2 separate regions of the Homo sapiens genome follow, and region 1 is linked to region 2. Evidence: chromatin contacts called from ENCODE Hi-C or POLR2A ChIA-PET data. All regions are on one chromosome and are shown on one strand. Each heading gives the region's core, a stretch centred on a gene start or an enhancer-like site at or near the end of the contact. The rest is flanking DNA. Distances are from core to core; before and after follow the strand shown. Region 1 overlaps FAT4 (FAT atypical cadherin 4). Region 2 has its middle 130 kb from the start of LINC02516.

Region 1 (5,430 bases), core at 1,280-3,779, 960 kb before region 2:
ATAAAAAATATGCATTTTATGTCAACAAGAAAATAATTTCTGATGAAAATAATATTTGATGGGCTACTTTAAAAAACATTTTATTCACTTCTTGCCTATTTTTAGGTTCTTTTATATTTATATTAAGATAAAATAATCTGTGAGAGTTCGTCTTATCAATGCCACTGGAAAACAGACATTCAGCAGAAAGACAATAGGTATGTATTACAACTAAAGAAACTATAGTTAAATTCTCTGTAAATATCAGTGAAAGTGATTACTATTAAAACGTATACAAAAAGCTATTTCTTTTTCTTAAAAGATGCAACATATAAATACCCATTTTCAGAATGGCTTACATTTAAATAGTTGGCAGGATAGACAGAAACTGTACAAACTATAAAATAGTAACACCTGATGCATCAAGGCAAATAGTGCTTAATTTTTTGTTTTGTTTAGTGGCAAAAATAATTATTTACTTTATTGACTTTTTGGATTTGTGGAACTGACACTCCAAAATTAATTGTCTCATGTAATATTGTCACTTAAACCACATAAATTATGACAAACTTTGCACTAAAAATAATGTTTAGAGTTCACAAGTGTTATCTCTAAAGATATTAAGATAATGCCATCAAGATTGCTTTTAAATACAAGCAAGTAACAGTTTTGTCAGAAATATTTATTTCAATAATAGTATTTTGTAGCTCTGATTTAAGTTTATATATTACCAACATAGGTAATTGCAAATATCTTCAGGATACTGAAGATCATTTATATTACTTAAATTAGAGACTTCTATATTCTGAGATTCCAAGAGCAATAATGTGTCCTGCTCATTCTGACAACTTATCCATGTCTAGCATGTAAATTCTCCTCTAGAAATATTTCTGTTTTTAAGCAAATCCAGGTCATTTTTACATTTTTATTAAAGTCCCATATTCAGCAAATGTAATAATAACATAGGCATTCTACTGGCATATAAAGATGTATTAATCAAAGTTATCCACTATTACAATGATATTTTAAAGCAATTCAAACCTATTGATTTCCTAGTTTTTGTGTGGGAACATGCTATCATATATAATTTTTATGTTATGAAATGATATTTTATGATAATTCAGTAACTACTCATAATAATGACTTACTATTTTTTTCTTTTAAAACAAAACATTTCTTCTAAAAAAGAAAAACAGGATACATGGGCAGAATGTGTAGGTTTGTTGCATAGGTATACATGTGCCATGGTGGTTTGCTGCACTGATTGAACCAACCTCCAACTTCCCTCCCCTTGCCTCCCACTGCCCCCAACAAGCCTTGGTGTGTGTTGTTCCCTTCTCTGTGTCCACGTGTTCTCATTGTTCAACTTCCACTTATGAGTGAGAGCATGCAGAATATGGTTTTCTGTTCCTGTGTTAGTTTGCTGAGGATGACGGCTTCCAGCTTCATCCATTTCCCTGAAAAGGACATGATCTCATTCCTTTTTATGGCTGCATAGTATTCCATGGTGTATATGTACCACATTTTCTTTGTCTAGTCTATCATTGATGGGCATTTGGGTTGGATCCATTTCTTTGCTATTGTAAATAGAGCTGCAGTAAACATACATGTGCATATGTCTTTATAGCAGAATGATTTATATTCCTTTGGGTATATACCCAGTAATGGGATTGCTGGGTCAAATGGTACTTCTGATTCTAGATCCTTGAGGAATTGCCATTGTCTTCTACAATGGTCAAACTTACTTACATTACCCCCAACAGTGTAAAAGTGTTCTTATTTCTCCACAGCCTCAGAAGCATCTATTGTTTCCTGACTTTTTAATAATTGCCATTCTGACTGGCATGAGATGGTATCTCCATGTGGTTTTGATTTGCATCTCTCTGATTATCAGTGATGTTGAGCTTTTTTTCATGTTTGTTGGCCACATAAATGTCTTCTTTTGAAAAGTGAATCATGACTTAAAATTTCAAAAACTTCAGAAAAAATATCCTTAATATGTTTTGTTCAGAATATCTCCCACTTAGGAGACTGGAATAAAAGGTCCTACACATTGCCCATCTCTGCTTCAAAAGCTGCTACACTAAACACCATGAAAGGCACGTGTAAACCTGGAAGAATAACTGAGCTCATTCAAATGTGTATTGCCCTTAATAGGTCATTATGATGTCAACTCAATAACATTTTGCTAAATGATGCCTCAGTTTATGCTGTGTAGGTACTACTAAAATTAAGCAAGGAAAAACTCTAATCTTACATTCAAAACAATTTTTATTCACCAGAGTGAAACAAGATGCTGGAAGCCTACCATTTACTTTTCTGTATGGAATCTCAAGTGAGGAGTTGAAATTGAAAGCAAACTAACCAAATTGAAACCCACACCAATATCAGTACAACCATCACGCCTCAGCTGTTGCTTCCTTTGGCCCTGAAAAGGAAAACTCCACCTTTCCTGCCTGAGATGAGTGTAGAGTGTGGAATATGAGTTTGCCCACAATGCAGTGAGAAGCTCAGTGCTGGGAGACAACTCAGTATGACCGCATCAGGGTGATGTGTAAAGAAACACTCTATGACCTGACCTTAAACATGAGAATCAAGTATAGAGTTAAATTTCGTAATTAGGAACAAAAAAAAAATTCAACGCCTAATTGTACTATAGTTTATGGGTTTAGGCTCTAAATATTTCCATTTCTTAACAACAATAAAGAGCTGTATTGCCACGAAAGGATGGTGCCAGAGTCTGCATATTTCCTTTAAGTTTGTTCTTCATTTTTTTCCCTATTTTGGGTGACCACTGGGAATTCTACTGCCATAAGTCTGGGTGAAATGTTTCACGACATCCAGAACACTTCATCATGTAGCAGAGCCAAAATCTATTATGGTTTGCAAGTGACTCATATTTCAGTTATGAGAAAGCCCTAACAAAGAACAGTTTGCATTTAAATGTTCTAAATGTCAGGAATGTAATGTTTGGACTATGTAGGTATGCAAGGCCTGATCTCTATGAACAAGGTTTTAAGTATTTATTTGTTTGCGATGTATAATCAACTTTGTTCAAACTTGTGGTAACTCTAATAATAGTTTACTGTCTCATCTTGATGGTATTACTGAAAGTTTGAAATTGCAATGTGAAAAAAATGGGAGAAATCAAACTTTGGAGGAAAGACCTACCAACTCATTCTATGAAAGACTGGCCAGAGCTATATGGGACTTATTAAGGAAAACTAATAGGACCACTACCACCTGCATGAATGAAACATAACTACTAGAAAACACAAGTCTGTTGCAGGCCCAAACTCTACTTAAGTTTCAGAAATTATCATAAAGTAAGTGTATGCATTTGGTGCATTTTTTTCTTTAGAACTAGAAGAAAAAAATGAATAAGCATTATATTTTACTAGAAAATGCGTATTTAAATATTATCATGCATACTAAAGGCCATTTTATTACGTTATTTCACAGGAAACACTTTAGTACAAGAAACATGATATAATGGTAATATTTGATGAAGTAACATACAATATGGGAATTGGAATAATTCTGTTTTTAAGATTATAGGCTATTAAGCATTTTGTCATGTAAAAGTTTATACCTTAAATTTAAATAATATTATATCTATTTAGATATCTGGGCATTTACTTCACATAAAAATATCTAAGTATTCTGGAATATTAGGAATGAAAGAAGCATACACATTTTAGATTCTCTTTGGTTTCATTTTTTAAGGAAAGTAAAATTAATCATAATGAGTTTTAAAACTGAATGTACTTCTCATATAAGCTACATGTATATAACTGTGACCAATTATATTTCTCAAACAAAAGTAATTACATTAATCTCTCACCACTAAAACTCTTCTAACAGTCAGCAGCACATGTTCCTGGGATTTTGATGCATTTCTTACTAAGAAGAAATATGTATGAATAACAGGCAGGCTTGGAGAGTAGCCAGGAGTGACAAGAATGGCTAGAAGCGTGGATAACACATAGTTAACTCCATTCTTAAAACAAAATGCTTTCCATAACTCACTAAATGTGTGGTGACATAATAAAAAGCTAGTTTTGTTGTGCTTTCAATATTGTTCAAGTTAGAACCAAATAAGGATTTATTTTAAGGCAAAGGCAACCATGTGTAACCACTTCAATTTTTCCTGAAATCAATACTGCATAATTTCTGCATTTTAACAAATTCTTAAGGATGCTCAAAAGTAAATGCAGAATAAAACATCAAGTTAAAATATGTGTGGTTGCATAAGAAACTTATGGAAATTTTTATACTATTCTTCAAAACAAACACCCTACAAATGCGTCCTGTAGTATATTTTTCAATAGATGTTAATCTGAATGTGGTAGACACATATCAAAGGGAAATTTTAGTATAAAACAAACAAACAAAAAATGCCACTAAATTTTTTCTTCTCTTTTTTTGCCTAATGTGTACTGGATACTATGAAATAAAGAAGGCTTCTATTCAAACTACTGAAAAATAAAGAAGTGGTTTGATTTCTATTAAAGGTACAAACTACGGTAGACTGAATTATTGGTCCCGTTACCCCTCCCCATAAACAACTTTGCAGTCCCTCCCACTAAAGGTGAGATTTTTCTCCTTGCCTTTTTTGGGCTCTTTCATAATATTTGGATTGGACAATGGGCTATCTATAAAAATAGCACAAGAAGGGGCTTAAAATACACTTATTCTTTTCTACCTCTGCCATGGTCACTAGAACAGTATGTTTCTGCTAGCCCACTACTACCAGAAAGACTAGAGATACTGAGTAGAGGAATCTCAGCTGGAAGGTTTTTAGACTGAAGCCAAGCTTCCTAGTTGAGTCTAGCCTAGAGAAGCCCAACTGCAGTTATCCAGAAATGTGTGAGGATAAAAGTGAATTTTTGTAGGCCTTTGAGATTTTTGTGGCTCTTTATTATGCAACATTATTCTGGCAGTAGCTAACAGATACAAAAGCCAAAACAATGAATTCATTAACTGGTTATTTTACTTTGTTTCCATGTTCTAAATAATTACTGGTCTAACATGAGCAGCACAAAGAAGAGTAAAAAGCTAATGTATATTGATCTGTTGTATGGCTTGTACTGGGAGTTTTATTTCTCTGAATCTATTAATACCTTTTCCTACCCTATATAGCTACACATTCTCACTTACCATGCCATACTGCTATCTGTCAGGGGCAACTCAAAATAATACATATCAAGTTCTTCCTCCCCCTCCAACAATCCAAAGATTAGAGGAGTGGTGGGAATACATGATCCAAGAGGAACGAATCATAGATTGGGGAGAGTTCATCAGATTGTGTTTTTTTAAGAATAGAAAATTTAAACAAACAAAAACAAAACAAAAACACAAAGAACATTGCAAGAACAAAATAATGGCACAAGTACAATAAGAAACAATGCAGCCCCCATGATAACATGGTCGCCATCTTTAGTGGTTTTC
Region 2 (5,410 bases), core at 1,801-4,300:
TTCTAGGCATCCAATTAGTTACCAGATGGTGCCTATGCTGTTGGTCTACAGGCTGTATTTTATATAGCAGGGTTTGGTACAATCTTTCTCAACCAGACCTGGAAGAGAAGTAGGTTCTAATGTCCTAATAATATATTTTCTGTAATGAATTAATTTTATTTCAGTATGCCTAGAATGGTGTGTGATATGTACCATCCTTAAGAGAACTGTGAAAATAGTCGTTAAATCATGTTTTGTTTCTTCTGTGCTTGGGTTGAAGCTCATATCAATTAGGATTAAATTCAGGTTTAACCAACCAGAAGTCTGTGCAATGATTTAGATACACAAGAATTATCTATCTTAACAGAGAGAAGCAGGGGTTAGTAGTCCAGGGTTCCAGAGAATTTTGTTTTTTTCTTCTTCCGTTGTTCTCAGAGTGTACAGGCCAGGTCTTGTGTATGTTGTCTCAGGTTGTAACATGGCTGCTGCTCTGCAAGCTCACATCCACTATCCAGGCTGAAGCCAGAAGAAGTGGGAAGAGAAAAACCAAAGGACAGTGCCCTCTGTAAACCACTTTTAAAAAACGTTTCTCAGCAGGTAAGCTACTCAATCTTTGAGTGTAGAGCTGGATCACATGGTCAGGTCACTGCTAGCCAGAAGTGTGTGTGGAACCTGAGTATTTAAGCCCTATCTGTGGAGTTTTCACAGTAGAAGATGAGAAAGCAATTGTAAATGGTTCTGAAATAGGCAGTCCAGAACTATGAGTTAACTGCACTCATGGAATTGGCATGCTTAAAAGCTAAACAGGAATCACTCATGCTAAAATGTACAACAGTCATGTAAAACAGAAATTCTTTTAAAATGTTCAAGCTTTTTAGAACCTCAAAGTTATAATTTCAGGAACTGCCTATTCTGATTAGATACAGGTTTGGCTGTGTCTGAGACATCCACCTAATGCAAATAGAAGTGTGTTTCTCCTCTTGGTTTCCCAGAGTAATTTTCTTAGTTCTGCAAATTTTTTTGTATGTAGAAATAATACCTTAATTCATACATGAACACATATATTTCATTTTTTACCTATAAAATATCAAAATCTTACATAAGAACATGAAGTTGTAAATAATCTTAACATTGTAAGTACATTGTAGACAAAATATTTGGAATATGTTATTCTATTTATTTATTTATTTATTTATTTATTTTTGAGACAGTCTCGCTCTATCACTGCAGTGCGTTGGCGCAATCTCGGCTAACTCCAACGTCTGCCTTCCAGGTTCAAGCGATTCTCATGCCTCAGCCTCTCAAGTAGCTGGGATTACAGGTGTGTATCAGCACACCCAGCTAATTTTTGTATTTTTAATAGAGGCAGGGTTTCACCGTGTTGGGCAGGCTGGTCTTGCACTCTTGACATCAAATGATCTGCCCGCCTCAGCCTCCCAAATTGCTGGGATTACAGGCATGAGCCACTGTGCCTGGCCTGGAATAGATTATTTAAATATAGTTTTTCTTTTTCATTTTAAAATCAAGTTCTGATATTTATAGCTGGTTGTCTATTTGACTTTAAAAGTCCACAAAATAATAGTATCAATATATAATCTACCATGACTTAAATAATTAATGTATTTTAATACCATTTATCCTGCTAACCACCAGTTGAGGTCCTTATGTTTTCTATTTTCCTAATGAAAAAACTGAAGTTCAAAGAAGTTAAGTAACTCCTGAATAACACACAGTTACTAAATGTCAGAGCTGGATTTGAAACCACTTGGGTTTGAAACTTTCCAATGCCCCTCTCTCTTAGAAGGGATGTGTGGAATTTTCTCTTATTCTGCTTACTAATTACCTTCATGAAATTCATGTTATATGTGTGGAAATAGCAAGGACCCATTATTTGTGTGCATTCACTTTAAAATTAGACCTGATTTTAACAATTAAAAATATGAGCTAGGCTTACTTGTTGGAAATTAGAAATGTATATATTTCTTAACACTGTTATTAGTAATAAAAATTAGAGAAAAAAGGAAAGAGCAGAAGCATCAGGTAAGTAAACAGAGATGTGGGTGACATGTAAAGAAAGAAACTCAAATTATGAATGAATTGCCATCTCTATGATATATAAGTAAAATAACATTTTACTTTAAAAAGTAACCAGGACATTAGGACTAAATGAAAATGAGCCATCAGCAGTTCAAGCATTTTAGATAGTAAATGAAATGAAATATTTAAATTCACATTTAAAAATTATAATTTTTGGTGGTTTTAGGTACAGACATGGAGGAAATCTGAACAATCTGATTATACAGAAAATCTAAATTTTCCATATTTAAAAAATTTACCTCTACAATATAATTACTCTAATAATTAAAATAAATTTTAAATACACTAAATATTTTTCTCTTTCATTCCATTCCACAAAGAATCATCAAGCACCTACTATATTCCAGTCCTTGAACCAGGTGCTAAGGCTGTACTGAGATGTACATGGTCCTAATCCTGCCCTAATAATTCAGTCTACTCGGTCATGAGATGAGAAAACAATTCAAGCACAATTCATGGGGCCACTAGGGGAGCAAACAGGAAATTACTTATTTAAGTCACTTTCAAAAAATTAATAACCTTCAAAATTAGTAACCCATTTTTAAAATCCATTCCAAATGAATAAAATATAAGGCTTGAAGTCTATAAATGGGTAAAGTCCAATTTTCCTGAAAACTTTCCACTGCAAAATGAACACGCTGGAGGAATACAGACACTGAGGCCAGCCTTAAATGAGTTAAAAGGTGTTGCATTAAAAAAAAAAAAAAAAGAAGAAGAAGAAGGAAGTTTTGGTAGTTAAGAGAAAGGATAAACAGTTTATAGTTTCAAAGTTCTTCAACTTTAGAAGACAGCCATAAGAAGGGACATAAAAATTGGATGTGTGTGTGTGTGTGTGTGTGTGTGTGTGTGTGTGTGTGTATGTATACAGTTACATGTTTGAGCAGGAAGTTTGGCAGGCAGAATCTAAGAAGTGAGGAAGCGACTGATTGCCCCTGGGAGTTGGCAGGAAACACACAGGCCGAGGATAGGAATTAGAAGTATTTGATAGCTCAGAGGAAATCATGGCACAGAGAGGGAAATAGTGTAAACACAAGGGTCACGAAATAAAGACAGAGCGCTTGGCTCCCTGGTGGATGCAGGCAGGAACAGAGGCCATAATCCAATAACCCAGTGTACAAAGCACCTCCATCACCGAAGCAGCGGGCTTGGCAGGAAGCATAGATCATACCATTATGTCCTCATTTCTCTCCCCTGTCGGGAACAGACTTTATGACTAAACTTCAGATAGAAGACATTATAGGAAAAAAATTGTGGGGCACAGTTTTAGAAAAAGAAGGAAGATTGCCTTGAGCCCGTTTCACCCAATAACCTTTATGCTACAGATCAGGTTTTGAAGTTAATGGTATTTATTTTGGCTTTTCATGATTGGAACCTGTGATGTGAATTTTGATATCGATATCTAAAGAATAGACTGAGGCTTTTGACTTTTTTTTTTAATTAAAAACTGATTATCAGAGATAGTTATACCCTGAAGCTAATGAAGGTAAAACATCTGAAGGTAAAACATCAGGGTCTCTCACTTGAATTTGGTCTTACAAGACCCTATGCTCAATTTTGCATTTGTAATTTTAATTCCTTTTCAAATTGTATAAAGAATATCCTTTATAGAGAGATTGTTACAAATGCTCTACTTGGCTCATTTTGTCATTATTGACAGGTTTCGTGGGTGGGAACATTTTTTTGCCAGGTCAACGAACCCAAATTTCTACATTCAAAGTGAAAAGGACATGAAATTTCAACTACATTTCTAGAGGAATGAAAAGTATATTTTAATGTATTACATAAAGAAAACTGATCAATCAATTTTGAAATGCTGCAAACTGAAATTCAACAGGAATGAATACTTCAGTTGCTCAAATACATGAGGAGAACTGTGATTGATATTTGTTGGTCTCTGATGTTTTGGCACTACATTACCAGAATATATTTAATTTCTTGTACAAGCAAATATAATGTGTAAGAAATAATTTTGTAAATCAGTTTAAAAATCCTTACTTTGATTCTTATGCTACATTTTATTTTAATCTAAATGAATCTGATACCTCATTTGATTAAATATTCTATCACATAAGATGTTTTGGGCTGCAGGTAATAGAACACACAGGTCAAATGACATAAATTATAAGGGAATTTGTAATTTCACATAATAGGGTGCCAGATACGGCTAGATAGGTCTGTCACAGAGCCACAGTTTAGTGATGCCGTTGTTATTTTTTCATCTGAATTCCTCCCCATCATCAGCATTGTCACCCTCATGATCTCAATTCAGCTGCGATGGTTCCACAAGGCACAGGCAGGCACCACCAACCCAGTGAAGGAAAAAGAGGTGATTTCTTTTGAGTCTCTGTTTCTTTTAGTAGGAAAGCATTAACCCAAAGCCTCCTTCCACTCAGGTCCCAGTTGGTCAGCATTGGTTTCATGTCTTGCCATAGCTGCCAGCTTTCCCAGTGGGCTGTGCCTGGCATTTCCAACCTCTAACAGGGCAGGTGGGCTTGGCAAGGAGAGTCAGGGGAGTTGGGGAATACAGGGAACACAATCAAAGATTGCTACAATTTGCCTTTATTCAGGGGCAAAATTACTTATCCATTTGCTTAATTTTGGTTTGATGGGGTGAGATCTTTATTTTTTCTAGTCTTTTGGGAATATTCTTCAGCTTGCCAACATCTCTGTATTTTCCCCATCTGAATATTGTATTTTTTTATTTCACCACCTAGCAGCTCCAATGGCCACAAACCTTTTTCCAGATTTGTCTGAAATGTTCGGGCTTTTTATATTGATGAAAGTTCCTTTTACCTATAGCCTTTGGCCAAGCTATAACAAATCAACTAAAGTGTGATTTTATATCCCACTGTAGGCCAAGACAGTATGCTGCTGGTTACACAGCACAGGATGCTAACCATTTTACACACAATTGCTTGGACACAGGCCAGGACAATTGGCAATTCCTGTCTCTAGTTCAAATGCTAAGCTGCTTCCTAGAAGAGGTCACAGGAGGTCAGAGGATGTTCCCAAAGGACTTTCCTGTTCAGACTTATTGAGGAATATCAGACTAGCTCCAACTCCAGTTTAGGTGTTTAGCTGTATCTCCAAAGTCTCATATATATTCAAAATGTTTGGGCACTGCTCCTGCACCTACAGGTGAAGGTCCAGCTCCACCCCTTATTTCCTCTAGAAAACTTTCCACCAGCATAGCAGGCCTCACTCAGCTGACTTCTTCTGAGATTATATAATACTTTGTGTCAATATTACTCATTCAGCACTTAATCCTATACCACTCAGCAACACCTTTTTTCAGATATTTTATACTCAAGGATTTTTGTGCCCTTTCCCTAAC

Evidence for each region. A loop is a pair of places that touch in the nucleus more often than their neighbours do. ChIA-PET counts read pairs that join two places held with the same protein, here RNA polymerase II (POLR2A).
Region 1: a map of endothelial cell of umbilical vein shows a loop between it and region 2 (3-fold over the local background). The contact joins two enhancer-like sites. A Hi-C loop is called at or near these places in 1 of 168 maps with a recorded cell type or tissue (endothelial cell of umbilical vein). POLR2A ChIA-PET finds 5 or more read pairs at or near these places in 1 of 52 experiments (PC-9).

Annotation. Positions count from the first base shown.
Region 1 is chr4:125,387,375-125,392,804 of GRCh38, reverse strand. The region is part of intron 2 of FAT4 (FAT atypical cadherin 4); the gene reads right to left. Among named protein-coding and RNA genes, the nearest start is that of FAT4, 75 kb to the right of the region's middle. Within about 2 kb of position 2,529, at least 7 of the 41 ENCODE cell types and tissues checked have a DNase peak (open chromatin) inside an H3K27ac peak, as active enhancers do; they include endothelial cell of umbilical vein, where a contact is called at or near this core.
Region 2 is chr4:124,427,176-124,432,585 of GRCh38, reverse strand. No RefSeq gene overlaps it. Among named protein-coding and RNA genes, the nearest start is that of LINC02516, 130 kb to the left of the region's middle. Within about 2 kb of position 3,050, at least 8 of the 41 ENCODE cell types and tissues checked have a DNase peak (open chromatin) inside an H3K27ac peak, as active enhancers do; they include endothelial cell of umbilical vein, where a contact is called at or near this core.